Regions from separate parts of the Homo sapiens genome. Here regions 2, 3, 4, 5 and 6 are each linked to region 1. A link is a contact called in ENCODE Hi-C or POLR2A ChIA-PET data. All regions are on one chromosome and are shown on one strand. Each heading gives the region's core, a stretch centred on a gene start or an enhancer-like site at or near the end of the contact. The rest is flanking DNA. Distances are from core to core; before and after follow the strand shown.

The links. Hi-C counts contacts between places; a loop is a spot of excess contacts on that map. ChIA-PET counts read pairs that join two places held with the same protein, here RNA polymerase II (POLR2A). Pooled maps may share reads with other maps.
Region 2: a loop to region 1 is called in a pooled map, with 16 times the contacts of the local background. The contact joins the promoter of PPP1R11 here to the promoter of BRD2 in region 1. A Hi-C loop is called at or near these places in 11 of 50 pooled maps. POLR2A ChIA-PET finds 5 or more read pairs at or near these places in 4 of 52 experiments (CD4-positive, alpha-beta T cell, CD4-positive, alpha-beta memory T cell, activated CD4-positive, alpha-beta T cell and 1 more).
Region 3: a loop to region 1 is called in a map of ascending aorta, with 14 times the contacts of the local background. The contact joins the promoter of TRIM39 here to the promoter of BRD2 in region 1. A Hi-C loop is called at or near these places in 1 of 168 maps with a recorded cell type or tissue (ascending aorta) and 11 of 50 pooled maps. POLR2A ChIA-PET finds 5 or more read pairs at or near these places in 1 of 52 experiments (naive thymus-derived CD4-positive, alpha-beta T cell).
Region 4: a loop to region 1 is called in a map of gastrocnemius medialis, with 22 times the contacts of the local background. The contact joins the promoter of PPP1R10 here to the promoter of BRD2 in region 1. A Hi-C loop is called at or near these places in 2 of 168 maps with a recorded cell type or tissue (gastrocnemius medialis and naive thymus-derived CD4-positive, alpha-beta T cell), 1 of 37 single-sample maps with no recorded cell type and 17 of 50 pooled maps. POLR2A ChIA-PET finds 5 or more read pairs at or near these places in 7 of 52 experiments (CD4-positive, alpha-beta T cell, PC-3, SK-N-SH and 3 more).
Region 5: a map of transverse colon shows a loop between it and region 1 (8-fold over the local background). The contact joins the promoter of PPP1R18 here to the promoter of BRD2 in region 1. A Hi-C loop is called at or near these places in 1 of 168 maps with a recorded cell type or tissue (transverse colon), 1 of 37 single-sample maps with no recorded cell type and 11 of 50 pooled maps. POLR2A ChIA-PET finds 5 or more read pairs at or near these places in 2 of 52 experiments (MCF 10A and activated CD4-positive, alpha-beta T cell).
Region 6: a loop to region 1 is called in a map of endothelial cell of umbilical vein, with 25 times the contacts of the local background. The contact joins the promoter of MDC1 here to the promoter of BRD2 in region 1. A Hi-C loop is called at or near these places in 1 of 168 maps with a recorded cell type or tissue (endothelial cell of umbilical vein) and 11 of 50 pooled maps. POLR2A ChIA-PET finds 5 or more read pairs at or near these places in 2 of 52 experiments (CD4-positive, alpha-beta T cell and MCF 10A).

The regions. Positions count from the first base shown.
Region 1 is chr6:32,966,537-32,971,156 of GRCh38, reverse strand. It overlaps BRD2 (bromodomain containing 2), which reads right to left and starts at 2,563. Exons shown (of 13, transcript NM_005104.4): 1 at 2,101-2,563. It overlaps LOC124901302 (a long non-coding RNA gene), which reads left to right and starts at 2,636. Exons shown (of 3, transcript NR_190904.1): 1 at 2,636-3,012. RefSeq lists enhancers at 792-1,330, 449-1,648, 2,947-3,486.
Region 2 is chr6:30,064,985-30,069,604 of GRCh38, reverse strand. PPP1R11 (protein phosphatase 1 regulatory inhibitor subunit 11) reads right to left here and starts at 2,407. Exons shown (of 3, transcript NM_021959.3): 1 at 2,126-2,407; 2 at 907-1,015; 3 at 1-501. The coding sequence starts at 2,194. The coding sequence ends at 299.
Region 3 is chr6:30,324,278-30,328,897 of GRCh38, reverse strand. TRIM39 (tripartite motif containing 39) reads right to left here and starts at 1,971. Exons shown (of 8, transcript NM_001369521.2): 1 at 1,903-1,971; 2 at 1-9. It overlaps HCG17 (HLA complex group 17), which reads left to right and starts at 2,764. Exons shown (of 5, transcript NR_052012.1): 1 at 2,764-2,889. It overlaps HCG18 (HLA complex group 18), which reads left to right and starts at 1,742. Exons shown (of 3, transcript NR_102327.1): 1 at 1,742-2,747. RefSeq lists enhancers at 1-54, 3,292-3,935.
Region 4 is chr6:30,614,517-30,619,136 of GRCh38, reverse strand. PPP1R10 (protein phosphatase 1 regulatory subunit 10) reads left to right here and starts at 1,894. Exons shown (of 20, transcript NM_002714.4): 1 at 1,894-1,913; 2 at 2,139-2,659. It overlaps MRPS18B (mitochondrial ribosomal protein S18B), which reads right to left and starts at 1,297. Exons shown (of 7, transcript NM_014046.4): 1 at 1,194-1,297. The coding sequence starts at 1,271. RefSeq lists an enhancer at 1,068-1,636.
Region 5 is chr6:30,684,472-30,689,091 of GRCh38, reverse strand. It overlaps PPP1R18 (protein phosphatase 1 regulatory subunit 18), which reads left to right and starts at 2,447. Exons shown (of 3, transcript NM_133471.4): 1 at 2,447-4,620. The coding sequence starts at 3,074. NRM (nurim) reads left to right here. Exons shown (of 4, transcript NM_001384369.1): 4 at 150-1,043. The coding sequence ends at 431.
Region 6 is chr6:30,715,391-30,720,010 of GRCh38, reverse strand. It overlaps MDC1 (mediator of DNA damage checkpoint 1), which reads left to right and starts at 2,730. Exons shown (of 15, transcript NM_014641.3): 1 at 2,730-2,766. RefSeq lists enhancers at 1-33, 1,838-2,585, 3,334-4,081.

The DNA of each region.
Region 1 (4,620 bases), core at 1,314-3,813:
AAAAGCAAGTCCTGGGAGGGATGACTTAAGGGAAAAACCCTCCCCCTCCAGGCGAGCTCGGACCTTTCCCCCCACACGCCACATCACCCCCAAAGGCACACCCGTATCCGCCTCTCAGGGGCCCTCCGCCACGGGGGCGAAAGAACCCCCCCGCCCCCCCACCAGGGTCCGGAGTCCTCCCCACGGAGCGGCTGGTCCATCGGTCAGCGCCAGGGAGGAGGGCGAGCGGAGGAGGCGGCGGCTGCGGCTCAGACTAGCCCTCCCCCTCCTCCCCTCCTCCCCTCCCCCCGGCCGTCCGCCTCCGAGGAGGGGCAGGAGCCATTTTGGGAGCTCAGTTTCGCCCCCTCCCCCCAACTTACTCTTAAGTCTTCCTCCTAACTTGGTTATCTAAATAAGGGTGCAGACTCTGTGAATCAACCAGAGCCCAGAGTCAGGATCTCCAGAGCATCTCTGGGGCCGTCCCCGCCCCCTTACAAGAGAGTGAAAGGATCTCCCCCACCCGAGAAAACCTGGGCTTTGGTGGGGCGTCCCCTCCCCCGTTTCCCCTTTCTTCGCTACCAGGGAGAAAACAAACTTGTGTACGTATCTGGGAAAAATAATCAACGTAGGTGAACAAATATACGGTAAGATTCCCCCTCGCCCCGGAAGGGCTCGTAAGGGCCTAGGTCCTTGAGCTGCAACCACGCCACCCTCCCTCCTCTGCAGTAGCCCTTCAACTCCAACCTCGGTTACTGCGTCTAAAATGGCCGCCAATCTCCTGTCTTCTGACCCCCCGAGTAGGGCAAACCCCGGGAGGGCGGGGGAAAATGAGCGTCAGGAGAGCAGAGTCCCCTTCCCCCAGCCAGGGATCAGGCCCTGGCCCCCAAAAGTACAAGCGGCCCCGTTTGGGTGGCTGCAGCATGGAGGGCAATGACACAGCAACTTTGCAGAGGCCTTTTCCCCTCCCCCTAGCGGCCCAACCTCCCAAATCTGCTTTTCTCCACCGGGGCTCTGCAGGCCAGGACAGAGGCCCATCAGGGGGCCGGCCATGGAATAAAAACTTAGGAGGCTGAGAAAATACTAGGCCTTAGGAAAAGGGCAGCCAGACATTGCTCTCGTTTATTCCCTGCATTCCGGAAAATCACTGCCTCCCGATCCTCTATCCTCCCTTCCCCCACATGAGTCACCAGGGAGGCTACTGCTACTCAGTAATTTGGGAAAGTAACTCTTTCCTCCTTTCCGTTCCCTCCCCCGCAGTACACAAGGAGAGAACTGTTCAGGACTGGGGGAGGGGATGAGGGAGGCGATGGAAGAGGCCACCCTGGAGAAACCCGAAACCTTGGGAGCTGTGAAATCATTCCAGGTCCCGAGCCTCCCTCGCATCTCAGACCATGCTGTCTAGACCCCCTACTGCCAGCACCCACCTTGGGCCTGGTTTCTGTTCCTAAGCAGACCTCAAGCTTTCAGCTTGTAAGCACCCCAGCCTGGAGTAGACACGTGCTCAGTAAAGACCCTACAGGGGCAAAAGGCCCCACAGGCCGTGTCCACGTGAATGCACACAAATTCGGTAAGCGACTCGAAGCGTAACCTCCAGCCTGCGGTGTGACGACTGGAGCTCCCCTACCGCGGACACAAAGGGCGCACAGCAATGCTCCCTCCAGAGGCTCTGGGGAGAAAGGAAGTTGGCGCCTGGGAACAACCTCAGTTCACAACATGGGTGGCCAACTCCTAAAGCATTCACATCCACGGGTAGGGGCCACAGCCACCACTCCTCAGCCCACCGCCAGGTCACCCCTCCCTCGGCCGCCGATGGATCCCTTCTCACCTGGCTCCCGGCTGCTGTACCCCCAGGGGACGAATGGAATAGGGGGGGCCACACCGCCCCCTAACCCCTTTGCCCTCCAATGGGTACGGAGGCATGAGGCTGGCCATTCCCCTCCCCCCCCATGGCCCTCTCCCGCTCGCCCCCCCTCCACGCTCCCATTGGCTGTAAAAGGTTTGAAGGACAAATCTTCCCACTCTCAGGATTCTTTCCTGAACCCCAAGAATCCCCCTCCCGGACTCCCCACCATTGGTTAAGCACTTGACTGACATCTCCGCCCCACAAGGGCCCCTTCTCACCTGGATCCTAAAGCCTTCCAGGGGGCCTCCAAAGTTGCCCTCGGCTTGGTACGGGGTATGTAATCCGGGGTGTCAACCCCCCCCCAGAAAACGAAGCCGTGCTGGGGGAGGGGGCGTAGCCCCCAGCCCCTCCCTTCCCGAACGGGCTGGGGGGGTGGGGAGAGCATCGGGGCCGCGCGGCCACGTCAGCAGCACCCAGATTGGCTGACCGGGGTCACGTGCCCGCTTCCCCCCCACCCCCCGCCTTTCCCCCAGCCACGAGGACCAGCTTTCCGAACGTTCCTGGGGGTCGCGCCAAGGGGCCAAGGGGGCCGCATGGCCCAGGCCTATGTCCCGAAACCCAGAGCGCTATAACGCTGCTGCTTGTCCATATCCCCAGCTTCCTATCCCGCAGTCCTGGACTCTGTCCCCCCCACTCGCCTCTCCATACGAGTTCAGCATGGCTGCCGCAGACCAGGAACACACACAGCGCAGGCGCAAGGGTGCGCCCTGACTGGGGGAGGGGGAAGGAGGGCCAGAGGCTGCGGGGAGAGCCGTAGTGCGCAGGCGTCCGGACCGGAACCGCATCTCCGGCGGCGGGGCTTGGAGCGCGCGCTTTTCGTGGGGCGGGAGCCCGCGCCCGGGTGCTGACCTCCTGCCTCAGCGCCCCCTCCCCCACTACCCGCGGCCTAGCGGGGTAGCCTCGGGTGGCCAGGCTTGTTTCCTCCTCGGTGGGTGTAAGGTGCGGCTTCGCTGGTCCTGGCCTGAATCCAGCGGAAGCGCACGCTGCTGAGCTGTCAGCGGAGGAAAATGGGGCCTGGACCTGGAGATATGAGGGTCTGGAGAGAGGGGCCCCTTCCCTGGTGTCGTGTGGTGCGACCACTGGAGAGGGAGTTTCTCGCCCTCGTCGCGCCTGCCGCGCGGAGAGATAAGGTGCGGACCGCAGATGTGGACTTCGTATTTGGCTTTAGTCTTAGGCAGCCTTAAAATCTCTCCGTGCCGTGAACCTACGCTAGACTTTTCTTTAGTGAGACCTGTGAGTCCCTGGACCGCTCTACCTTCTACGATATTTACCAGCTGATAACTTTTCCTTCTCTATTTATTTCGTAGTGGACCGTTTAAACCTCTTATACTCTTAAAGTTATGATCTCTCCTCTCCCAAGCTTGAGTGAATTCCCCCCAAAATTTTGGAACTGGTAACATAAAATGTTATGGTGATTCAGTTGCCAGCTAAAAAGTAAGCCTTTAATTTGTCATTAGCCGATAACCTCTCCCTTGATTACCCAGAGTATGGTCCAGATTTTCACGCTGCAGACCCTAATCTCTCCTCACCGACAGATGGCACTTCACAGAACAGAAAGGCCAATTTGCAGAACTGGCTTCCCATTTCCCACCTGCAAACTGGGTCAATTGTGTATTCCTTTCTCATTTCACTAGAGGTCCTCCCTTCGGTTTGAGGAAATCCTTTACTATTGACCTGGTCAACCTTCTCTGTTACCCGGAAGCTGTCTTCCCTTCTCCCCCTTTTGACCTTTTTAAACTTTTCTCTTGGTTTCCCCGCTGACAGAAAGATAACAACCCTCTCAATATCGTGCCCTCTTAGAGACTCATGTCTCTCGGCTTCCTTGCACAGCCAAGACCTGAAATTGAAATTATCCTTACTATCTCAATTCTTTGTCACATTCTCTTTCCCCATCCCCACTCTTCAAGCTACCTCTGTCAGGCTGCTACCACCAAAACTTTTCTGGCAGATGTCACCAAGAACCTCCTAACTGGCAAAGTCAGGAAGCACTTTACAGTTCTCACTTTATTTGACCTCTGAGGCATTCGACATTTGATCATGTTTCCTTCCTGACATTCTCTCTACCCTTGACTTCTATACCACTCTCACTTGTTTCTTTTCCTATTTGTGTAACTGTTCCTCTCCAGTCTCAGTAGATTTTTCTTCCTTAGCCCCTTTTTATGTGTTGATATTTGCTGTGATTCTTGTTTGCTTCTAATTTTGTTCAACTTCTCTAGGTAATCTGACTCCATGGCTCAAAGCCTCTGAAGTCTGAATCTTTAGTTCAGACAGCTCTCTAAGCTAAACTTTCTACTAAATATTCCCACTGGGATAACTCTCAGACACCAGTATGTTCAAAATTGATGAAATCACTATACACTCTAGACCTGCTCTTTCTCTTCTGTTGTCCTGAGTAATGGTGGCTGTTTAACCACAAAGTCTGTAATCTGGGAGCCTGTTCTTGATTTCCTTTTCTCACACCCTTACAGACTCATAATTTTGCCTCTTAACTATCCATCAACTCACCCTTCTGTCCTAATTCTATCACCTGAGCTATACCAACAGTCTCCTAAATTATTTGCTAGACACATGGCTATTTGGATTTAAATTAATACAATTTTAAATTTAGTGTCTCAATACACTAGCCACATTTTAAGTTCTCAATAGCCACATGTGACTAGTGGCTGTCATATGGGAAAGCACAGATTATTGAACATTTGTGTCATTGCAAGAAGTTGTTTTTTTCTTTCCCTGATACG
Region 2 (4,620 bases), core at 1,158-3,657, 2.9 Mb after region 1:
GATAACTAGATCCCAGGACAGGCAGTTTGGCAGTGAGAACAAAAGGAAGACACTGGGACCAAGGTGCCTAGATCCCTCGAGAGAGAAGGGTGGGTATTGGGAGGAAAAATGAGGACTGGGGAAACCCAGGAGGCTGGGTTCTGGAATAGCAGCAAGTCAGAATTTCAGGATCTCTGTTCGTCCTCCTCTTCCTCTTCCCTCTATCAGGCAGAAGAGAGGGAAGGAGGGGGCTGGAGAAGTAGCCACATGGATACATTTAGGGCCAGACAGACACAGGAATGCTGGAGGAGAGAGGGATTTAGTGCTGCATTGGCCCTGGAGGGGGCTGGGAAGGGTCAGGAGGCTGGGGAGGGGTGGTGGGGGTCGGTCCTAGGGTTGCACGACGCCGTCCTTTGCGGTGGCCACGTACACAGTGTGTATGACCACAGCCCTCTTCTTCCTCCTCATCACTTTCCGTGGAGCTCTCGCCAAAGGCCCGAGGTTTCTCATAAATACAGCAGCCTAGATTTAGAGGGAGGAGCCCAGTTAAAGAGGAGGAAGGGTAAGATATATAGTCAGTTCCATTCCCACTCAAACTCAGTGAAAATTCCTATTTTCTCCTACCTTCCAGGATCCAGCTTCCCCAGGCCCACCCTCTGGGACTCAGGCCCCACCCCTCTTGTCCTCTTAGAGAGCCACGAATTCAAAGCCCCACTTCTCCCACCTCTGACACTTCTTGCTGTCAGACCTAGGCAATTCCAGTTCTAGCCCTTCCCTACCTCTTTCCCTGATACCACAGCACCACCAAAAAAGTGACAGAACTATGAACATCTGGGGGCTTCTGGAAAGCCAGTGGATATGAGTAGATACAAGATATGCTGAAGGGAGCCAGAACTCCAGGGCTACTGCGGGCCAACAATTACTCACATTTGGATGAGCGGCGGCCCATGTGTTCATTGTCCACAGTGTCACTTGTCCATTCTACCTTTTTCTCTGGCTTCCGTTTCCGAAGTTTGATGGTAAGGCTCCGGTTCTCCTAGAAGGTTAAGGATGAGCATACCTATCTAGTCCCCTCTTACTAACCTTTCCCACTCCCTCCCAGGGAACCTCCTCTCTTTTCTTCTTTAGCTCAATCAGTACCATAGGCATAGCACCAGAGGAGCTGACAGAAGATAAAACAGAACAGGTCTTTTACCTCAGATAGTCCCTTGAGGAATAAGTATTATTTCCTGTTCTTATACCACCAGTATAAGAGAAGACACAATTCCTAACCTAGGAAAGGTCCCAGCAACTCTTCAAAGGAAAATATAATCCTTGCTGTTTCTCCGTCTTCCTCCCCAAATCATCCTTGGTAGTATTAATACATGAAAATTATTTTTCAGTCCCCAGCACCTAATCTTTGATCTCCCTTCCTTTTTCCAGATCCCCTATTCTTTTTCTCTTAAAAAAACAAACAAAACCTCTCTCATTCTCAAGCTCCAGCCCTCCCTACCTCTTATCCACCTATTCTCTGGCATCCTGGCATCTCTAGTAGCAAGTATTACTAATCTATTAATTACTAAACTTCCTTTAATCCAAGAGTATTAAGCCCAATGCAACCTTCTCCCTTTGAAGGCAACTTAACATGTTTTTGGATAAATACTTCTTGTTTCTCCATTTACATCTTTGCTCTCTGATTTCTCAAAATACCTCTTTTCATCTCCTTTTCTTGTTTCCTCATTCCTGCCACTTCCTTTTACATTCATCCATTCAATAAATATTTATTCGAATATCAATATTGATAATATTGATAAGTTGGCCTCCAACCATGCTTTCTTACACTACCTTTGATTTCCTCCCAACATCTTCCTGGCTCCTTAATCCTCAATTTCCCTTTCGTTTATTACTTACACACATAACCACCCCAAGCAGCAACACCTATATCCTAACTGTACCTCCCTATTACAAGTTCCTTGACCTGCCTCCTGCACCATCTCTGCCACTCCAAATAGCTCCAATACCTTCCGATTCTCCCAGCCCTAGATATTCAACCCCACACCTCCCATATCCCTAGGCCTAGCTCCTCCAACAACTCTTCTAATCCCTGTCCCCTCCCTCCCAGTATCTCCCAGACCCCTAAACAGCACCGCCCCCCCGCCTTTCTCACGGGCTCGGTTGTCACGGTAACCGTTGTCTCAGTGACGGTCTCGCTCAGCCCAGCCCCTGCCTCGGCCATGGCTAAGGCTCAGGACAGGGAGGAGAGGAGGAAGGGGGATGAGACACCCTTCCCTTTTTCTGTCGCTGAGGTCTAAGAGAAGCGGTATCGGATTCAGAGTGGTAGCCAGGATCCTCCACCTTCTTTATTCCCCCTCCTCCTGGGCCTCCGCTTCTCCACCCCTGGGGATAACCTGGCTAACCCCACTTCCGGCTCGCCGCTTCCGGGTGTGACGCATACTGCAGTCCCCCTTTTTCCCTTCCACGGCACCAAATGCGTCAAAGCGCAGGCGTCGCTGGATTAGTTCCGCCGTAACGTGACAGCGCGCAGGCGCTGAAAGAAAGAGAAACAAATTTGGCGGAAGGGGTGTCACTGCGGGTGTGGGTGGAGGAGGGAGAGTCTGGGGCAGCACGCGTACTCACAGCCTAGAGGAAGCAGGAGGGGCGCCCAGATGGGTATTGCCGGGCCAGACGCTGCAGAGTGGGTGTGGCGAGGGCGGAGTTGTGTGCACCAAGCTGAGTCCTGCTGCAGATTTCCGTTTGCCTTGTCTGGGTAGGTGGACCGGCGAGGAAGCTTAAGGAGCAATAGTAATGACCCTACCGTGGCCTATTTCCCTTTCCTTGTTTGGTCTGGGTTTCTCTAAAGAAAACGGGAAGTGGGAGCAGTTGGAAACACACTTAAGAGTCAAGCGATGTGGTTCTACCCCTCGCCCTGTGCCTGTAGGTGTTTGAGCAGTTCAGTTTAGTGCACGTTCAACGTCAGTTTTTTTCAGTCACTGTGCTACGCCTTGAAGATGGAGGCGCGTAAGACGCTCAGACCCTGCCTTTTAGCTCTAGTAGGAAAGACAGGCATGCTGAAAACTAACAAAAATATGAAACACTGGGGCATTAACAAATGCCATGTCTGATTTGTAAATCTGAATGTAGTTACATACTGCCAACATATTCGTTCTCTCTGGGGTGATGAGTAGGATGAAGCAGAGAAATGGTCGTAAATTACAGTATAGGCTATTTTATAAAAATATATGCACGTTTCTTAGAGAGCAAAAGAAAGTGGTAAAACAAGAACCAGGAAGGCCGACAAGTAGGTTTTTTTAGAAGAGCAGCTTAAAAAGTTGTAGATGTGTGCACTACAGGAAATGGAGTTTTGTACCGCTTGGATCTGAGGGAGTGCCAGATGAAGCTTGACAGGTAGGCAGTGGTTATATGGAAGAACCTGTATGCTTTGCTAAGAAATTAAGCTTAATCCAATCACTGTTATGGGCCAGAGAAAGGCTTAAAGTAGGGTAGAAACATGAACAGGTTTGTTTCAGATTTCAGGAGTGGGTCAGGAAAGTCAACTGCCAGAACAGTTCAAACGTACAGTGGGGAAGACTGCCCTGCCCATTCTCCAGGTTGCTGTGGGGGTCAAACAAGATAGCTATGTTTGAGAGCTCTGAATATATATAAAGGGCCACACAATTATATGATAATTATTACAGTAACCCCTTGATCACTATTTGAGCCAAGGAATGCGGGACCTGAGTATGCATTTGTTCCCCTTGAAAGTTTTTAGTTCAAACAGAAAAAAGCAAGATATAGTTCAGCATGTCTAGTCCATTAAAAAAACCAAACACATATATAGCAACACACATATACAGAGCCACATACATATACACAAGCACAGATATACAGTATAATTTGGTTATCTCTGTGGAGTAGGATTCCTTGTGACTTTACTTTTTTCTTTCTTTCTATGTAAGAATCTATTATAATAGATATACAATTCATCCTTGAACAACATGGGGGTAAGGGGTGCTGACCCTCTGAACAGCCAAAAATCCATATATAACTTTTGACTCCCCCAAAACTTTACTGTTGACCAGATGCCTTACCAATAACATAAACCGTTGATTAACACATATTTTGTATATGTATTATATACTTATAATACATATAATCTTACAATCAAGTAAGCTAGAGAAAACATTATTAAGAAAATCATAAGGAAAAGAAAATATATTTACTATTCATTAAGTAGAAGTGGATCACATTTTCATGTTGAGTAGGCTCAGGAGGAGGAAAAGGAGGGCTTAAATGTGCTGCTATCTTATGGGTCTCAGAAGTAGAAGAAAATCCACATATATGTAGACTCAAGCAGTTCAAACCTGTGTTGTTCAAGGGTCAACTGTGTATTGTATTTATCTCAATACTAATAAAATACTCACCTATAGTGATCACTTAGTGGCATTACTTAGTATCAGATTTTTTGTTGTCCAAATTTATATGCTAAAGAGATCTGGTTAAAATTTCTGTTAAATGTCTCACTATCCAAATTCCTAGTTTTTCTTAACCTAAACTCAGGAACCAAATAGATTTAAATAGTATGGCAATACTTACAATTGCTTTTTGTTTATATTAGCCTCATTCCTGACTCTACTTTTTTGTCCTAATTTTTCCCCCTTTTCT
Region 3 (4,620 bases), core at 722-3,221, 2.6 Mb after region 1:
GAAAGGAATCTGAGAAGTAAAAAAGTCATAAAAATATTAACATTTCTTAAATTAACCATATTTTAAAGTTTAATGTTATAAGAGCTTTATGATTAATCCACTGGAGTCTAAGCTTGATTCTCTGACACTGTTCTCTCATTCTTCTAAATCACAATATCCAACCTTTTGGCTTCCCTGGGCCCACTGGAAGAAGTGTCTTGGGCCAGACATAAAATACATTGACACTAATGACAGCTGATAAGCTTAAAAAAAAAAAAGTCCATGCATAACTTTTGTTCTATCACCACCACAGAAGGTCCATGCATAATTTTTATCAGCCACCACAGATAAGCAAAGAGAGTCCTCATATTGAAAGGGTTAGATACCACTGCTCTAAAGGCTAACAAATGGAATGAATGAGGCAAAGGCAACCTCCTCTTTTCAGGAAAATCTGAAATTATTCTTCCTTTTATCCATCAGACTAGCCTAAAGGAAATCTGCTCTCTTCTTGGAATGACATTTCACGCAACATTCCATTTCTCTTGTGTTCATCTGGACACTCAGAACTGCTGAAAACTGATAAATTATGGCAACCATATTAAATATTGCTGAGCTCAGGCCAACGACTTCTTGAAAAGAGAGCAACGAGTCTATTTGTAGTGACTGGAATCTTTCAATATAGCTATTGATAACTAACACCCTGGGCATAGTGTGTCTCCAACTTATAGGTCCTGGAGTGGTTGCGAATTAAGAGACACAAAAGAGGCAATGAGATCTCCCTCAAGCGCAGCCTCAGAAGAATTGGAAATGCATAGGAGAGATTTATAAAACACAAGGCTGGCCCCCTACTCCATCCTTAAAACATCCATACTTTTAGCCATGGGTAAGTTGATTTAACTATCCCCATAACCTTTTCTCCTCCCGACCCCCATCCTTCTCCAGGGACCTACTGGAAGGAAGGAAATTTGGTAGATCTATGTGCTGAGAGATAAGTGGCCATGTAATGAGGTAGGTTAACAACAATTGTTCCTGTATATATTGTTGGCACACACAAATGTGTTTGATTTGGAGTAGGAACTGATAACTTCTTTGGATTTGAATTTCTTCTGTCAGCAATAGGAGAGAAGTTCAGTCAGATGATTTCTATCTGTGGGAATCCAACTTTGACTTGTGGTGATCCTACCCCTTCCTCAGTCTTTTACAAATTAAGTGGCCTCCTCACCTGAGACGAGTAGAACTGTATGCACAGTAAGGCACCAGGACGGATCTAGACTGGCAAAGAAGTGGTGAGAGAAATGGGGAAAGGGTTAGGGAAGAAGGGAGAGGACTCTCAACTACAGTCATAGTGAGACCTTGAGTGCCTCTGCGTTAGTCCTTCCTCTTCCTCTACTCCTTGTGTCTCAGCTGAAGGGCAAACTTCAGGGACAATCTCATTTTGTTTCTACCACTGTTCAGGGTCCCACCTTGCGACCCTCTCCTGAGAGGTTGTCCACAACTCTGTCCCACCCCCGTTCTCCATCTTCTTCCGCCAGATCTGGGGCTGGGGCATTGGAGAGGGGAAAGAGGAAACGTCGTGGCTGGCAGGGTAGGAAGGGATGCGTGTCCAGGTGAGAAAGAGGTGTGACGTGCAGATGGGATGCCCGCCGCTATGACGCTGCCGAGACCCGCGGTGACTGCGTCAGAGTTTCACCCGGGGAGGTGAGCAGCAGCGGGACGGGGGAACGGCGGGGTAGCCAAGCAACGCCGGACGCGCTGACGTCGCCGGGGCGGCAAAACGTCCGCCCGGGCCCGAGGCGGGCGGAGGCAGCTGTGGTTACGTGCGGGGGGCCGGTGACGCAGTCGCGGGGCGCTGGGACGCGGCTTGCGGAGCCGGCCGGCGAGCGCAGGCCCCAGGCTCGGGCGCGGCGGCGGGACAGCACCTACCTTCCCGGCTTCGGGTCCGGGAGTGCGGGGCGCGGAGCCGCCGGAGCGCTGCCTCCCTCCTTCCTCCTCCCCTCGCCCCCGCCCCGCGGCGCGACACACAATACTCGCCGGAAGCGGAAGCCGCGCCGAGGCTCGTGTCAGTGGAAGCTGGGGTGTCGGCGGGCGGCCGCGGCCGGGTCTAGCGGTGCCTGCGGAAGAAGGAGGAGGAGGGCTGGCGATGAGAAGCAGCAGGGGGAATCAAGGGCAAGAAGGGACCCAGAGGGGCAGGTGGCTGAGATGCTGGCGTCCAGGTGACCCGAGGAATCCTCTGGAGATACAGGCCCGCGCATGCGCGTGCTCGAGCGCTGAAGCCCATTGCCCGCAGGGCGCTGGACTGGCGCCCCGGCCGGCGAGGCTGTCTAGTCCAGGCTCCAGGCCCCGGCTCTGGCCAGGCGCCGCCGCCTCCCGGTGCAGCTGAAAGTCGACGAAGAGGGCGGGGCGGGGGCGGCTTGTGGACTTCCACACTTTTCCTCTCTTCGGGCCAGTCTGGGGAGAGGGTGGCTAGCTGTGGCGGCGGCCAATTACGTGGCGGACCTGCGGGGCTAAGCTGGCACGTCACTTCCGACTAGTGGAGTTTTTAGCCTTTTAACATTCAAGGATTAGGTAAGTTCTCCCCGCGGTAGACTTCAAATACTCTTTGTCCTGCCCCTGCTTGGCGAAATTTACCGAAATTATCTACCTATCCCGCTGGAGTGGGAGCCGGGGGAGAGCTGGAACCGCGTCTCTGCTGCTCACCTTTGTGTCCTTAGCTCCTTCGCATGGGGTCCGACCGCAACACGTGCGCTGGATAAACGCTTGTTAACTGGGTGAGAGCCAAGGCCTGTTCTTTCCACTTCTGGGGCTGTGACTTGAGTTTCTCCGCAGGAGCAGATAGTGTTTGTGTAGGGACTGCGGACTTTTGCATTACAGCCTCCCTGCTTTGCCCGCCTGCTGCTGGAAGCTTAGCAGGTCAGTGATTTTGGAGGAAGTGGGTGAGGTGATGAGGCTGGGGAAGAGTATGCTGGGAGAGGTGTGAGGGGCCCGGGAAGAGGTGATGGGGCTGGGGAGGGGCTAGTAGTGGGTAGAGGTGTGAAAAGGCTGAGGAGGAGGGGTTAGTGCTAGGAGGGGTGTGACACGGCTGGTAGAAAAGATAGCTTGCTCCGCCTCCCCGCCGCCAGCACTAGTCATGGAGAATATTCATTGAAAGAGATGAGCAGATTTTGCTGTACTCTCCTCGGTGAGAAAGGGCCCTAATTTCCGGTGTAAATTGTGCTGCTGTTTACAAACACCCTGCATTATTTAACCTCTCATCTTGGGAGCCAGAAACTATTTACTTGCTGAAAATATAATCCAGTATCTAAGGTATAAAGATTTGGGATCACACATGCTAATTACAGTTGTCTACCTTTACTGTTCCTTTTTTTGTGCCAAGAATTGAAGAAGATTAAATTTGAGAAAATTACATTTGATACCTTTTTTCACATTGCTATGTAGCCGTTAGGGATTTTAGCAGCAGCACTTGTTCTAATTCACAAGATGTCTCACTTGTAAGGGTAGTTTGAAAGCCACTAACTGGGCAGTGAGCCTCCTTAGCCGTGGCTTCGGAGGGAGAGAGAGATTTGGTTTTGATTTGTTAATTTGTGGCGCTTAAGATGTTGATAGCCCTCCTTTCTGGCTTTCTGTTTGTAGATAACCAGGAGGAATGTGATTAGACTAAGGAAATTAACAAGAGGAGGTCCAGTTCTAAGGACTGTGAAGAATGTGCTTGCCTAGAGACTGATATTAAGGGGATTTTATGCTGAATATGGAAGGAAAAAAGGGAGACTGTCTAGGTAAAACTATAAAATTATGAAGCGCAAGTAGTATGACATATAACAGGGCTTGGCAAATCTTTGCTGTAGAGAGCCAGAGAGGACATCTTTTTGGCCTTGTGGTCCATACTCAGCTTTCTCCTTGCAGTATGAAAACATCATTAGACAGTACTAAATGAAGGCTGGGCGCGGTGGCTCACGCCTGTAATCCTATCACTTTGGGAGGCCGAGGCGGGTGGATCACCTGAGGTCAGGAGTTTGAGACCAGCCTGGCCAACATAGCGAAACCCTGTCTCTACTTTTTAGTAGAGACAAAAATTAGCCGGGCGTGTGGCGCGTGTGGCGCGCACCTGTAATCCCAGCTACCTGGAAGGCGGAGGCAGGAGAATGGCTTGAAAGCAGGAGGCAGAGGTTGCAGTGAGCCGAGATCTCGCCACTGCACTCCAGCCTGGGCGACAGAGCGAGACTCTGTCTCCAAAAACAAACAAAAGCTAAATGAGCATGGCTGTGTGTCAATGAAACTTTATTATGGATGCTAAAATTTGAATTTAATAACATTTTCAAGTGTCATTAAATACTCCCCTTGGATTCTGGCCCTCCCTCCCCAGTCATTTAAAAATGTAAAAACCATTCTTAGCTTTTGACGTATACGAAGACAGATAGTAGACCGTAGTTTGCCGACTCCGGACAGGATAATAATGAAATATCCGGTATTTTTCAAGCGATAGTAATTGGGAGAGAGTGAAAACAAGCTATAATCTCTTAATTTCATCTGTCTGTTTACCACAATAATAAAGGGGATCTGAATTCTTAACACAAATTTGTTATGGCCTTTGAAAGTTGCCAAGATTTATGAATGTACGTATATTCTCTAAACAAGAAAAGGTAT
Region 4 (4,620 bases), core at 645-3,144, 2.4 Mb after region 1:
AGACCATCCTGGCCAACATGGTGAAACCTTATCTCTACTAAAAATACAAAAATTAGTTCGGCGTGGTGGCATGCGCCTGTAGTCCCAGCTACTCGGGAGGCTGAGGCAAGAGAATCACTTGAACCCGGGAGGCGGAGGTTGCAGTGAGCCAAGATTGCGCCACTACACTCCAACCTGGCAACAGAGTGAGATTTCGTGTAAAGAAAAAAGAAAAAAAAATCTAGTACATAAAAGGTATTCTTGCTTTTTGGAAATAAATTGACTCTGGTGGAAGAATAAAGTAAGAGGAAGGATATCTAGGTTCTTGGAACTAAGATGTGTGGTGGGGAGGGGATGCAGAAGACAGGTGAGTCTCCAAATCAATCCAATGAAGTCACTGAGTTGCCCATTTTCATAAAAGCTGAAGGTCAACATTCTACAGGGCAGAACAAACTTGAGTCCTAACGCTAGTTTTAAAGCTACCAAGGCTGTTATTATTTCTGTGTTGACCTCTGTCACCACTCTTCAGTCCCACTTTAGGGAGTGGCAGCTGGGCAAGCCTTCCTATCTCACCGTGCCCCACCAAGAACCTCCAGAGAGGTGAGTACACAAGACTGGAGGGAAACCTCAATTCAAAGGACGGAGTTAAGCTCTCATAACTCCGATAAGAAACTGATTTAATAAAGAGAGCTGAGAAACTGTCCTCAGGTCGTAAGAATATATCCTGACCTTATTGAGAAATAGCAAGGTTGGTAGAAATTGGGATCCCTAATTTCCCCAAGGACATTCCAGAGCAACACAGATTTAGTCACCACTTGCATAGTTAACAGCTGGTTGTGGCGCTCGCTTGGGGAGTACATATGTTATGCTAAAATTGCAACGATACAGAGATTAGCATGGCCCCTTAATTAGTTAAATAATTTTTAAAAAGCTGGTTATGCATGACTGAGGGTGGACAGGGGTCAATTCCATCACTTAAGTTATTTTACTGAAATGGCATTTTGGAAAAAGGATGATACCTAACCCTGGCGTTTAGTCCTCGGCTCGGGATTAGAAAATGCGCGGGGTGTGGGGGGGGGGTTGCAGGAAGTACTGCCTAGACAGCTAAGACACACGTGGGAAGGTCTCCACTCGTGGATTCCTGACAGTGGAGCGACAACCTCGAGAAGGTATAACCAACTTGAGGTTGTGCAAAATGTCTTTCGAAGAGTTACCTGAACTCTGTGAGAACCTCGGAAGAGAGATAGCATAGGAAGCCGCCTCAGCACGGTGTTTAATACAGACGCCGCCATCTTGACGTACGCCCAGGACAGGAATTGACGGAAAGGCAACTGCGCATGCTTCAGGAAACTGAGTAGGGCAGGGCCAAGGACAAGCCCGCAGTGCGGAAGGCGGCCCCACGTTTGCGTCAGGACGGAAGCGTGAAAGGGAAGGCATGGGGGAGAAGCTAATTTCAACTGCGTCACAATCGAATTAGACCCCAAAATTGCGGTTTTTTTTGGCCAGTCACTACGACTCTTAGATCGCATTGTTAAAGTTTGCCTTTTAAGCAATTTTGAAGGCGATTTTTAGCGGTATCCTCTCAGTGCGCATGCGCTCTTAGGTTTCTACCAATCCTGGGTGAGAAATGTTCTCCAGGGCGGAAGTGGCGGAAGCAGAGGAAAGGGAGGTGCTAGGCTCCTGGTCACGCGCACGCGACAGGGAGGCAGGAAGGAGGCGGAAGAGAGTGCCAGGGAAAGGGGCGGAGCAAAGGTGAAGTGAGAGTAGCCAATCAGTTGGCGAGTTGTCATTTGGGTTGACCAATGAGTTCACGCCTCGCGTATAATGTCTCGCGACAAGGGCGTTTCACTAGCACGTTTGGGCGCGTTGGGCGGCGTCCGGGTATAAAAGACTCCACCCGAGCGGGCGGCCGCCATTCTGGGGTTCGTTTAGAGGTAAGTTTGCCTACTTTGTCGTCTAGTGGGTAAAATTTTGCGGAGAGCGTTGGATCTGGGAAGCGGGATAGGGATGGATGGGTTCATTTGAGAGCCACGGCTTAAAGCGGTTGCGATCAGGATGGGACACAGGTTTGTTTGGGGACAACAAAGATGGCATTTGTGAGTGTTTTGAAGCAACCCGTACTGATTACATCTTTCTCCCTTGTGTTCCTTTTATCCCAGGTTTGAATTTTCTCGGAGAAAGACAGGCCGGCCACGAGGAAAACAGAAACAAGCCGCAGCAACATCTAAGCCCTTGAAAGGATCCTGAGAGAGGGGGGAAAGGGAAAACAGCAGCCACCAGCCCAACCACTTGTGTCTTCTGCCCCTTCCCACCTATCTTGCCCACCCCACCAGCCCACGCTGCTTGGGACTTGAAATCTGTGGCCGAAGGACCGTCACTACATAACTTCAAAAATAATCAACCACCCTCCCTTCCCAAACCACCCAAATTCACTCATCCAGCGTTTACTTTTTTGAATCCACTCAGAACTTTTTTCTGCGACCCCCCTCCCTAAATGGAGTTGGGTGGGGGGGAAATGAATACTGAGTTGGCCTTTATTTTTTAAAAGACTTTTTGATCCAATGAGGCCCCCTAAATAATTGAGTTTTGGGTCCTGGTTGGTTGTTTTATTTTTTTTCCTCCAAAATTTTACCCCCTCCCCCCTGAGCCCGAGGTGCTGACGTCGCAAAAAAATTGGATAGTAAGTGTCGAATTTTCAAAAACCAGCCTTGCAACAAGAAATCAACGTTTCCCGTTGTGAAACCAAAAATAATGAGAGGAAGAAATGAGACCATAGAACAAATAGAGAACTGGAGAAGGACCAATCTGGTCACTTAATCTCCATTAAAAAGGGCCTGTGGGTCTAAACAGTCTTGTTCTCTCTCCCCTACCACCTATCTCTTCCCTGCCTTGCTGCAGGCAAAGAGAGGGTGGAGGGAGGGCCAGCAAGTGAGGATTTTGATGGTTAACCCTTGGTAATCCAGCCAATTTCCAGACTGCCAAAGCCATATGTGTTTATATAAGGAGGAATGGTTACCTTCCTCTGGTTAGCAGCAGTCTTCAAAAGGGTTAATGAGCTCACATACAAGAGATGGTGGATCTTGTGGCCCAGAAGTACCACTTCTTTGTGTGTGAGACAAGCAGGGTGCCTTTCAATTTGCCAGATTAATAAGCAATCTGTACATAAAGATTGCAGGGTAAGGAGATGGGCAGAGAGAAGTAATAGCTCGCTATAACTTTTTAAATGACTGTTAAATCCTCTCAATTTTAATGTAATTTGCTTGGGGTATATTTGTGTGGTTAAAATAGGTGGCAATCTAGGAATAAAGATTGCAAGACACTTAGGACAAAATATAATCTTAGTGCCAGTACATACAAGATAATAGTTGGGGAGGTAAAGAATGTCTTATAATTGTTGCAGATTGCATAGGTATTTAAAAGCAAAAGAGTGATTAACATTTTAACTTGATATTTTTTGGTGGGGGAGGTACAGTTAAATAGAGGGTGGAAAGGTTGGGAAATGTGGAATTTAGGAGTATAATTTTAAAAGCCATTTAGTGCAATTGAATGCTAGCTTTCTAAAAGATTTGTGTCGTTAAAAGGAATTTTTTTCTTCCCTGCTTCAATATGGCGACTTTCCTTGTCCTTTTGTCTTCCAAGCGGCGTTGCAGGTTGTGTCTTGACCCATTTTTTTTCCTGTCCTCCCACCTCAACCCTATTTGTTGAGAGGGGTCCAAGTCCTTCCTCCCCCTTTCCCTCTATAGGGAGGATGGGGGTGGTCGATGGTAGCCGGTTGAACCTCCGTTGCAAATTCAGTTCTTCCCTGCAGAAAATTGTTCTTTTTAATATTTTAATTGCTTTAATTTTCACTACGCTCTTACTGATCAAAATAGGTCAAAGATTATTCACGATGGGGAACTGGTTTTTGATTTTTTTTTTTTTTTTTTTTACTAAAAAGGTGTTTTATAATGTAACTGAAGCTACCGGCAGAGCCGGGTGGCTTTTTAGTTTAAGTCCTCTTTCTCCATTACAAAATGGCGTCCCTCCGTCTTTGTTGTTTTTCTCCCCCTTTTGCCATCCTGAGCTTAGGGCCGCCCTAGAAACTTGGTCAAGTGGGAGGAGCAGCCTTGAAAGGTGATGTAATCAGCTTTCTTCCTCCTCTCTCCACCCTCTTGAAGCTCCACCCCTGAGCAGATGCTTTTGCACTGCCTGTGCTCGTTGCTGCTAGGGAGAAGACATTTTCCTTATTTTCATTATATAAAATATCTTAAAGGGATAGGAGCTTATAGGAATTAAGTATCAAGGCTGTCCATCTCTGTGTAGTTCTAGTTTTTATAGAACCAGTTTTTATTTTCACTTTCCTTCACTCATCACAACTGCTTGTAATTTTTCCCCACTTCAGCTGCCAGGGGTGAAAAAACAGGCAAACCTAAGACTGGGAAGCTTTGAGGATGTGTGTGAGCGTGTGTGTATGTATATATGTGTGTAGAGGGAGATGGGAAAGACACAAGGGCTTGCAAGAGTAACTTGGAGATAAACGGGCCTAATGACACTGAAGTGTGCCATTTCTGCTTAGGAACCAGTGGGCCTCCTGCATTTGGTCGCTTTGTGTAATGAGAATCGGGGGAAGGTGGGTACTTTTAGGACTTTCTTCTAAATCGC
Region 5 (4,620 bases), core at 1,198-3,697, 2.3 Mb after region 1:
GATCAGAAGTCAGGATCAGGGATCCAAGTCTCAGAAGGGGGGTTCCTGGGCCTGAGTTCTAGAAGGGTGGTGCCTGGAAGAGGAGGAAAGAAGTGCCCAAGATGAGAAAAGGGCTTGACTCCATTTCTAAGCTCTTCTCCCTCTCTTAGGTATACTACCATGTGCTGGGGCTGGGCGAGCCTCTGGCCCTGAAGTCTCCCCGGGCTCTCAGACTCTTCTCCCACCTGCGCCACCCAGTGTGTGTGGAGCTGCTGACAGTGCTGTGGGTGGTGCCTACCCTGGGCACGGACCGTCTCCTCCTTGCTTTCCTCCTTACCCTCTACCTGGGCCTGGCTCACGGGCTTGATCAGCAAGACCTCCGCTACCTCCGGGCCCAGCTACAAAGAAAACTCCACCTGCTCTCTCGGCCCCAGGATGGGGAGGCAGAGTGAGGAGCTCACTCTGGTTACAAGCCCTGTTCTTCCTCTCCCACTGAATTCTAAATCCTTAACATCCAGGCCCTGGCTGCTTCATGCCAGAGGCCCAAATCCATGGACTGAAGGAGATGCCCCTTCTACTACTTGAGACTTTATTCTCTGGGTCCAGCTCCATACCCTAAATTCTGAGTTTCAGCCACTGAACTCCAAGGTCCACTTCTCACCAGCAAGGAAGAGTGGGGTATGGAAGTCATCTGTCCCTTCACTGTTTAGAGCATGACACTCTCCCCCTCAACAGCCTCCTGAGAAGGAAAGGATCTGCCCTGACCACTCCCCTGGCACTGTTACTTGCCTCTGCGCCTCAGGGGTCCCCTTCTGCACCGCTGGCTTCCACTCCAAGAAGGTGGACCAGGGTCTGCAAGTTCAACGGTCATAGCTGTCCCTCCAGGCCCCAACCTTGCCTCACCACTCCCGGCCCTAGTCTCTGCACCTCCTTAGGCCCTGCCTCTGGGCTCAGACCCCAACCTAGTCAAGGGGATTCTCCTGCTCTTAACTCGATGACTTGGGGCTCCCTGCTCTCCCGAGGAAGATGCTCTGCAGGAAAATAAAAGTCAGCCTTTTTCTACATATGGCATGCAGTCTGTCAGTGTCTCCCAAGCTACAGGGCTGAGTTTGGGAAAGAAAGCCAGAGGGAGCCTGGGAGCACCGAACTGGAGTCTGGGCAGCCACCACGCCCTCTGGCAACCGCTGGGGTTCGGCCACCCCCGCAGACCCGCCCCCACTTTGCCAGAGCGGCCGGGTCCCCATTCCCATTCCTTCAAATCCCCTTTTTCCCGGCAGCCGACCTGTAGACCCAAGGGAGACAGGTTGAAGCTAGAAAGAGTCGGGGCAGCAGCTCTGGTAGGGGAGGGAGCATCCAAAACCTCTGGCTTCTGAGCGCCTCTCCTGCCGCCCATCCACAAAGCCCCCCACAGCCTGGCGGCTGCCCTCGACCCCGCAAAACAAAGGACTTCAGAGGCTGGACCTACAGACCCAGATGAGAAGGCAAAAGCGTAGGGAGGAGCGGCAGGAGATGGGAAGGGCGGGCCCCGCTCGGAGCAGCTGCCGCTTCCTCCCAAAGTCCCACGAGGGGCCTGAGTCACGGGCCACCGCCCTGGGTCGGCGAGCTGGGGGAAGGGATCTGGACACCTGGCGTGTCCGGGCGGGAAGCTGGTGAGGGCCCCTGGGGACAGAGCGGAGGACCAGTGGTTGGGGCGAGAAGAGGGCAGTCCCGCAGCGAGTCCCACGCGGGGTGGGAGGGATCTAGGCCCCGCCCTCTCCTCGGCTCCGCCCTGCGCCCCCTTCCCTCTCCTCATTGTCCTTAGACAAAGCGGTCGCCGCCCCCGCCCGGCCCCCTGGTCTCTGTCTCCGTCCCTCCTCCTTTGCTGCCTCTTTCCCTCCTCCTCTCCCTCCCTCCTCCCCTCCCTCCAGTCTCCGGATCTCCCTCGGTCCCTCTCTCCTCCTCTTCCTCTCTCTGGACGCCCGGCTCCTCCGCACCCCCTCCCCCGGGGGTCCCGCGGCCTGTGAGTTGACTGAGGGGCTCAGACTTGGGGAGTGGGTGTCTCCTCGCCCCTGTCCTTGCTCCCGTCCCTGGCCCGGACCTTGGCTGTCTCCTCTTTGTGCCGAGATTGTCAGTCTGTGCGGCTACAGCGGGGTGGAGACGGCCGGCTCTGTCACGGCTTCATGAGAGCGGGGACGGGGCGCAGGACTTGCAGGCGCCGGGGAGAAGAGACATGGAGCCGGCCCTTGGCACTCTGGGGTCGCGTGGGGCAGTCGGTGGGGGAGGCAGGCGGTGGTGACAGGACAGGGTGGGGGTGGACGCCAGGGTTCTGGGAACGCGCTGGCAGCCCTGACGCCCGGGTTCCGAAAGTCTCGGGGGTGGCTATTTCCCCCGACCCGCCTCGGGGGCGGAGTGCGGGGCAGAGGGGTGGGGGCTGGGGAGAGGCGTGGCCCGAGCGGTGCTGGAAGCGGAGCCGGGACCTTTGGGGCCCGCGCTGAGACGCGCCCGGCTGCTGCCGCCGCCCTCCTTTCCCCTCTTCCCTGGTTTCCCTTCTCCTCTAGACCTGTTCGCTCTCCGCCCCTCCTTGCCTCCCCAACACCCCCTCAGGTCCCGTTGCCTCCTGGTCCTTTCAGGGATTCCTGGTCCTTCCTTCCCACACTAGCCTCCCTGGGGTATCGCTGAGGCAGCCTGGCCTGCACCCAGGTTCCCCTCACCCCTGCCACATTTCTCTCTTCTCCCTCACGCCAACTTTCCTTTTCGCCCTTCTCTCTCTTTCTCACATCCTAGAGACGGTCTTTAATACGCATTAACCCTGTGCTGCCACATCTGGCTCCTGCCCTCATTGCCTCCAATCCGGACTCTTCCTCTCACATCACCCCCACCACCCCCAACTTGGGCTCACAACTTCTCTTCACTTTTTCCATTTCCCCAGTTCTCTGCCTTCCGTCTTTCCCTCTGTCCTCATCCTTAGCCCCTCTGCCCTGCTTTGTGTCCCACCTCTCCCCCTCCACTTCCTCTCCTCCCACCCTCAGTCTCACCCCCGGGCTGTCTCACTCTCTGGAGCCTCTCCTTCCTGTTCTCTGTCCCCAGTGCTCCCTACCCTCACCTCAAGACGACCATGGCCACCATCCCAGACTGGAAGCTACAGCTGCTAGCCCGGCGCCGGCAGGAGGAGGCGTCCGTTCGAGGCCGAGAGAAAGCAGAACGGGAGCGCCTGTCCCAGATGCCAGCCTGGAAACGAGGGCTCCTGGAGCGCCGCCGGGCCAAGCTTGGGCTGTCCCCTGGGGAGCCTAGCCCTGTGCTAGGGACTGTAGAGGCTGGACCTCCAGACCCGGATGAGTCTGCGGTCCTTCTGGAGGCCATCGGGCCAGTGCACCAGAACCGATTCATCCGGCAGGAGCGGCAGCAGCAGCAGCAGCAACAACAACGGAGTGAAGAGCTGCTAGCAGAGAGAAAGCCTGGGCCTCTGGAGGCCCGGGAGCGGAGACCCAGCCCTGGGGAGATGCGGGATCAGAGCCCCAAGGGAAGAGAGTCAAGAGAAGAGAGACTAAGTCCGAGGGAGACCAGAGAGAGGAGGCTGGGGATAGGGGGAGCCCAAGAGTTGAGCCTGAGGCCTCTGGAGGCTCGGGACTGGAGGCAAAGCCCAGGAGAGGTGGGAGACAGGAGCTCCCGACTGTCAGAGGCATGGAAATGGAGGCTGAGTCCTGGAGAAACTCCAGAGCGGAGTCTGAGACTAGCAGAGTCTCGAGAGCAAAGCCCCAGGAGAAAAGAGGTGGAAAGTAGACTGAGCCCAGGGGAATCTGCCTACCAGAAGTTGGGCCTGACAGAGGCCCATAAATGGAGACCTGACTCCAGAGAGTCTCAGGAACAGAGTTTGGTACAACTGGAGGCAACAGAGTGGAGGCTGAGGTCAGGAGAAGAAAGACAAGACTACTCGGAAGAATGTGGGAGAAAAGAAGAGTGGCCAGTTCCAGGGGTAGCTCCAAAAGAGACTGCAGAGCTGTCCGAGACCCTGACAAGGGAGGCCCAAGGCAACAGTTCCGCAGGAGTGGAGGCAGCAGAGCAGAGGCCTGTGGAAGATGGCGAGAGGGGCATGAAGCCAACAGAAGGGTGGAAATGGACCCTGAACTCCGGGAAGGCTCGAGAATGGACACCCAGGGACATAGAGGCTCAAACTCAGAAACCAGAACCTCCAGAGTCAGCAGAGAAGCTTCTGGAATCTCCCGGTGTGGAGGCTGGAGAAGGGGAGGCTGAGAAGGAGGAGGCGGGGGCTCAGGGCAGGCCTCTGAGAGCCCTGCAGAACTGCTGCTCTGTGCCCTCCCCCCTCCCACCAGAGGACGCTGGGACTGGAGGCCTGAGACAGCAGGAAGAGGAAGCAGTGGAGCTCCAGCCCCCACCACCAGCCCCTCTGTCTCCCCCACCCCCAGCCCCAACTGCCCCCCAACCTCCTGGGGATCCCCTCATGAGCCGCCTGTTCTATGGGGTGAAGGCAGGGCCAGGGGTGGGGGCCCCCCGCCGCAGTGGACACACCTTCACCGTCAACCCCCGGCGGTCTGTGCCCCCTGCGACCCCAGCCACCCCAACCTCTCCAGCCACAGTTGATGCTGCAGTCCCGGGGGCTGGGAAGAAGCGGTACCCAACTGCCGAGGAGATCTTGGTTCTGGG
Region 6 (4,620 bases), core at 1,481-3,980, 2.3 Mb after region 1:
TGTACAAAAAGTGAGCAGTTCTTGGGGGTACAGGAATTGAGAAGTCTGGGGTTCCAGAAGTTGGGTGGTGGGGAAGACACGCCCTGAAAGCTCCCAGCTGCAGTACCTCTAGGGGAGAAAGGATTGCTTAGTTCAGCGAAAAATGGGGAGAAGTCTGGCACCGTGCTCTGCCTCCCCTGGCCTTTGGTGACCCAAGGCATGAACTTCAGTAAGCTTCTGCTCCCTCAAATACTTCAAGAAGGGAATCGCCCTCTTGCTATTTCCTTGGAAATTTTCGAGCCATTGTTTTGAAAGAGAAACAAAATTGCAGCAAGGGCTTTTCAGGATAGCGATGTTGTCTGGAGAGTATGTTCAAAGAATAAAATAGTTTAGAGAAACCGACATCGGGGATTTGTGAAACTAGAAGTCTCCTACGTGGGTAGGAGATCTGGACCTTAGGGCAGACTTTGAAGACACCTTGGTCTTCTTGTCAAACAGGGAACTATGGAATGAGATGCCTGATAGATTTTCAGTTTTTTCAGCCTGCCTCTTTAGACATGTTAATGAAGTCAGTGGTTTTTCAATTCGCTGATTTCACTGACCAGGTGGCCGCCACTGCAACTCTGCAAGAGACCCAGTATTGAAAAACGAGAGAGGGGTAATTGATGGGGGAAAAATTGAGTGGGTTCAAGACGGAGTCCATCTGCTTCTTCCCATAGATTTATTATTCACTTATTTGATAGTTACTATGTATCCACCAAATTAGGAGCTATGGTTACAAAATGATTAAGAATTAGCTCCCTGTCCTCCAGGATGTTGCAGTCTGGTGAGAAGCATACAATCAATAAAATGTGGTAACCACTCAGAAATGTAGTATCAAGTCAACGTCATTGTTAATTCACATTCGATCACACAGATCAATGTATTTCTTTTTTTTTTTTTTGTATTTTTAGTAGAGACAGGGTTTCACTGTGTTAGCCAGGATGGTCTCGATCTCCTCACCTCGTGATTCGCCCGCCTTTGCCTCCCAAAGTGCTGGGATTACAGGCGTGAGCCACCGCGCTGGGCAGATCAATGTATTTCTAAGTTGCCTTCTAAATGAGGGAACATCAACTTGTGTAAGCCCTCTCTACCCACTTAAAATATAATGCTTTACGTTTTAGGGAAATGAACACAGTCATTTTGTGGGAGTAGAAATAACTCAAAATACACAATCAGATAACTTGTTTCAATTTGTCTCTATATTAGCTGTAGGATCCTAGGAAAGTCCTTTAACTTTGCAGGGCTCCAGCTCCTCGTTTGTAAAATCTGCTTATTTGACTGTTGTGCACAGAATTGAGATAACCAACAGAAAGGACTTTATGAATTATGCAAGTGTTATAGTTACCATTTTCTTCATGTCTTATTGTGAGATAAAATAGGCCGGGCGCAGTGGCTTACGCCTGTAATCCCAGCACATTGGGAGGCCCAGGCGGGAGAATCACCTGAGGTCCGGAGTTTGAGACCAGACTGACCAACATGGAGAAACCCCGTCTCTACTAAAAATACAAAATTAGCCGGGCGTGGTAGCGCATGCCTGTAATCCCAGCTACTCGGGAGGCTGAGACAGGAGAATTGCTTGAACCCAGAAGGCGGAGGTTGCGGTGAGTCGAGATCGCGCCATTGCACTCCAGCCTAGGCAACAAGAGCGAAAGTCCGTCTCAAAAAATAAAATATAGATGGCCGCATGCGGTGGTTTACGCCTGTAATCCCACCACTTTGAGAGGCCGAGGCGGGCGGATCACCTGAGGTCAGAAGTTCGAGACCAGCCTGACCAACATGGAGAAACCACGTCTCTACTAAAAATACAAAAATAAGCTGGGCGTGGTGGCGCATGCCTGTAATCCCAGCTACTTGGGAGGTTGAGGCAGGAGAATCGCTTGAACCTGGGAGGCAGAGGTTGCGGTGAGTCGAGATCGCGCCATTGCACTCCAGCCTGGGCAACAAGAGCAAAACTCCATCTCAAAAAATAGATAAATTAGTTAATTAAAAAATAAAAATAAATGATTTTATGATCCTTCCCTCGCCCCTCGAAAGGTGGGGACAGCCTTTAAGACAGAGAGCAAACCAGTTTTCTCTGTTCGACTACAGATCTTTAGGATCTTGGATTTAAGAAAATGACCTCAAAATGTCCGTCAGAGACGTATTCCCAGGAAGAAAGATATTACTTCTACTACAAACCAAATCAAAAGGAAATGAAATTCCAATGCAACAGGAGTGAACTGCCACGCCTACGGGCTGTTCTCCAAACTGCAGCCTCCAGCCACGACTGCAACGCGCAACCCACTTTCATTTCTCATGAGTCAGCGGACACCATGTCTAGGAGGACCGAGGAAAGGCGCTCTGGCCTTACCAGACACGTCGGACGTCTATGACACAGCCCCTCTATCCGTTGCCGGCAGCTGGCGCCAGACTCTCTGGTCGCGGTTTGGAACTGCGCGGGAAGTGGGTGGTGGGCGGGCAAGCGGTAGTGGGTTGTCCCTTGGAGCTGCCCAATCGACGTGCATTATTCTGTTGGCGCACGGCGGCCTTCAATTACCGTCTCATTAACTGATCTCAGCAGCCTGGGAGACACCACCTATTTGAACTCTAAGGGGGCGGGGCTTTGGGTGTGCCTCCGCTCGACTGGCTGCGGTTGTGAAAGACAGCGGCAGAAGCCAATCAGCAAATAAGCTCTTTTTCGGCACACGCAGTCGCTCCACCTGGGTCGCGACCGTTACTGGTGGCGCGCGCGGGGACTTAAAGTAGGTGAGTTCTAGGGGCCTGGCCCACGGCTCCCCGGGAGCCATCTTGGTTCCCCCAGAAGGCGGGAGGGGCGTACCTTGGGTGCGACTGGGCGGAGGTGACTTGGAAGTTCGCTTCTCGGACTGTAATACTCATCCTTACCTGGCGCCCCGCTCCGAGTTTAGGTATGAAGACACAGGGAGACGTCGGGCCACAAGGGAACCCACTGAGGTGGGGACCAAAGATGGTGGCTCTTTGAATTGGAGCCAAGCGTGGTGGGCACCCGCTGAGTTGGCCTGTCATAAAGACGGAGTTGACACTTTATCCATGGGGCATCCTACTTTCCCTACCTGTCAACAGTTTCCCTCTAGAGTGGCATATTTTCAGGTGAATTCCATTTATGCTATTTTCTTTCCATCTCATTTGTTCCTTCATCAGTAGGCTCGGTGATGAGCCTTCCCGAGGGCAGGGTCGATTTCATGTTTGGTTCACAGATGTATACCAAATACTTCAAACAGGTATACCATAACCATTGAATGAATATGATGGACCCTAGGGGAAAGACACGGTTCCCCTAATCCAGTCCTGGAGGTGGGTGAGTGTGAAGGCAGAAATGGAAAGTAATGGTTACAATATAGCGAGAGATCTTAGAGTAAGCACAAATCCATTGACCACTGTGGAACAGGCAGGATACACCAGGAACACGAGAAGGCAGGGAACACGCCAGGAAAGGGTTTGCTGAGAAAGTGACATTTGAGGCCGGGCGCGGTTGCTCACTGCTGTAATCCCAACACTTTGGGTGGCCAAGGTGGGCGGATCACCTGAGGTCAGGAGCTCGAGACCGTGGTGAAACCCCGTCTCTACTAAAAATACAAAAATTAGCCAGGCGTGATGCCGGGCGCCTGTAATCCCAGCTGCTCGGGAGGCTGAGGCAGGAGAATCGCTTGAAGCCTGGAGGCAGAGGTTGCAGTGAGCCAAGATAGCACCACTGCAGTCCAGCCTGGACGACAGAGCGAGATTCCATCTCAAAAAAAAAAAAAAGAAAGAAAGTGACATTTGAACTGAATCTTAAAGGATGGTAGAAGTTGGACCAGAAAACTAGGTGGGAAAAAGCCAAGGAATTGGGCTAAGGCATGAAGATGTGGGAAGACAAGAACAGTGTGTTCGAAGACTGGGGAAAATGTCTGGCTGAACCATAGGCTTTTGCGGGCGAGGGGTAGGCGTTACAAGATGTGAAGTTCAGATCATGGAGGGTCTCGCTAAGGAGTTTAGATTTTATTCTGTGTGCACGAAAAACCATCAAGATTTTAGAGGAGAGACATCTGAGTGATTTGGGGCAAGTCTTAACCTTATATATGCTTATGTATGTTTCAAGGAGATCTGAAAATCTTAACCCAGCTATGTTGCAGTTTCTTTATCTGAAGAAATGGAAGATAGTAATACTACTTTACAAGGTTCTTGTGAAGATTAAATGAGTCAGAGTCGATATAAAGTAATTAGAACAGTGCTTGACACATAGGAAGCTTCTATATATGTCATCTTTTATTATCATTTTTTGCAGTTGCATCTGATCAAACTGAGGTGGTCTGGTAAAAGTATAAAAAGCATGGGCTAAAAAAGAAAGAAAAACAACGGGGCGCAGTGGCTCACGCCTGTAATCCCAGCACTTTGGGAGGCCAAGGTGGGCGGATCACCCAAGGTCAAGAGTTCGAGTCCACCCTGGCCAATATGGCAAAACCCCATCTCTTCTAAAAATACAAAAATTAGCCAGGCATGGTGGCAGGTGCCTGTAATCTCAGCTACTTGGGAGGCTGAGGTGAGAGAATTGCTTGAAACCCGGGAGGCAGAGGTTGCCGTGGGCCCAAGATCTTACCACTG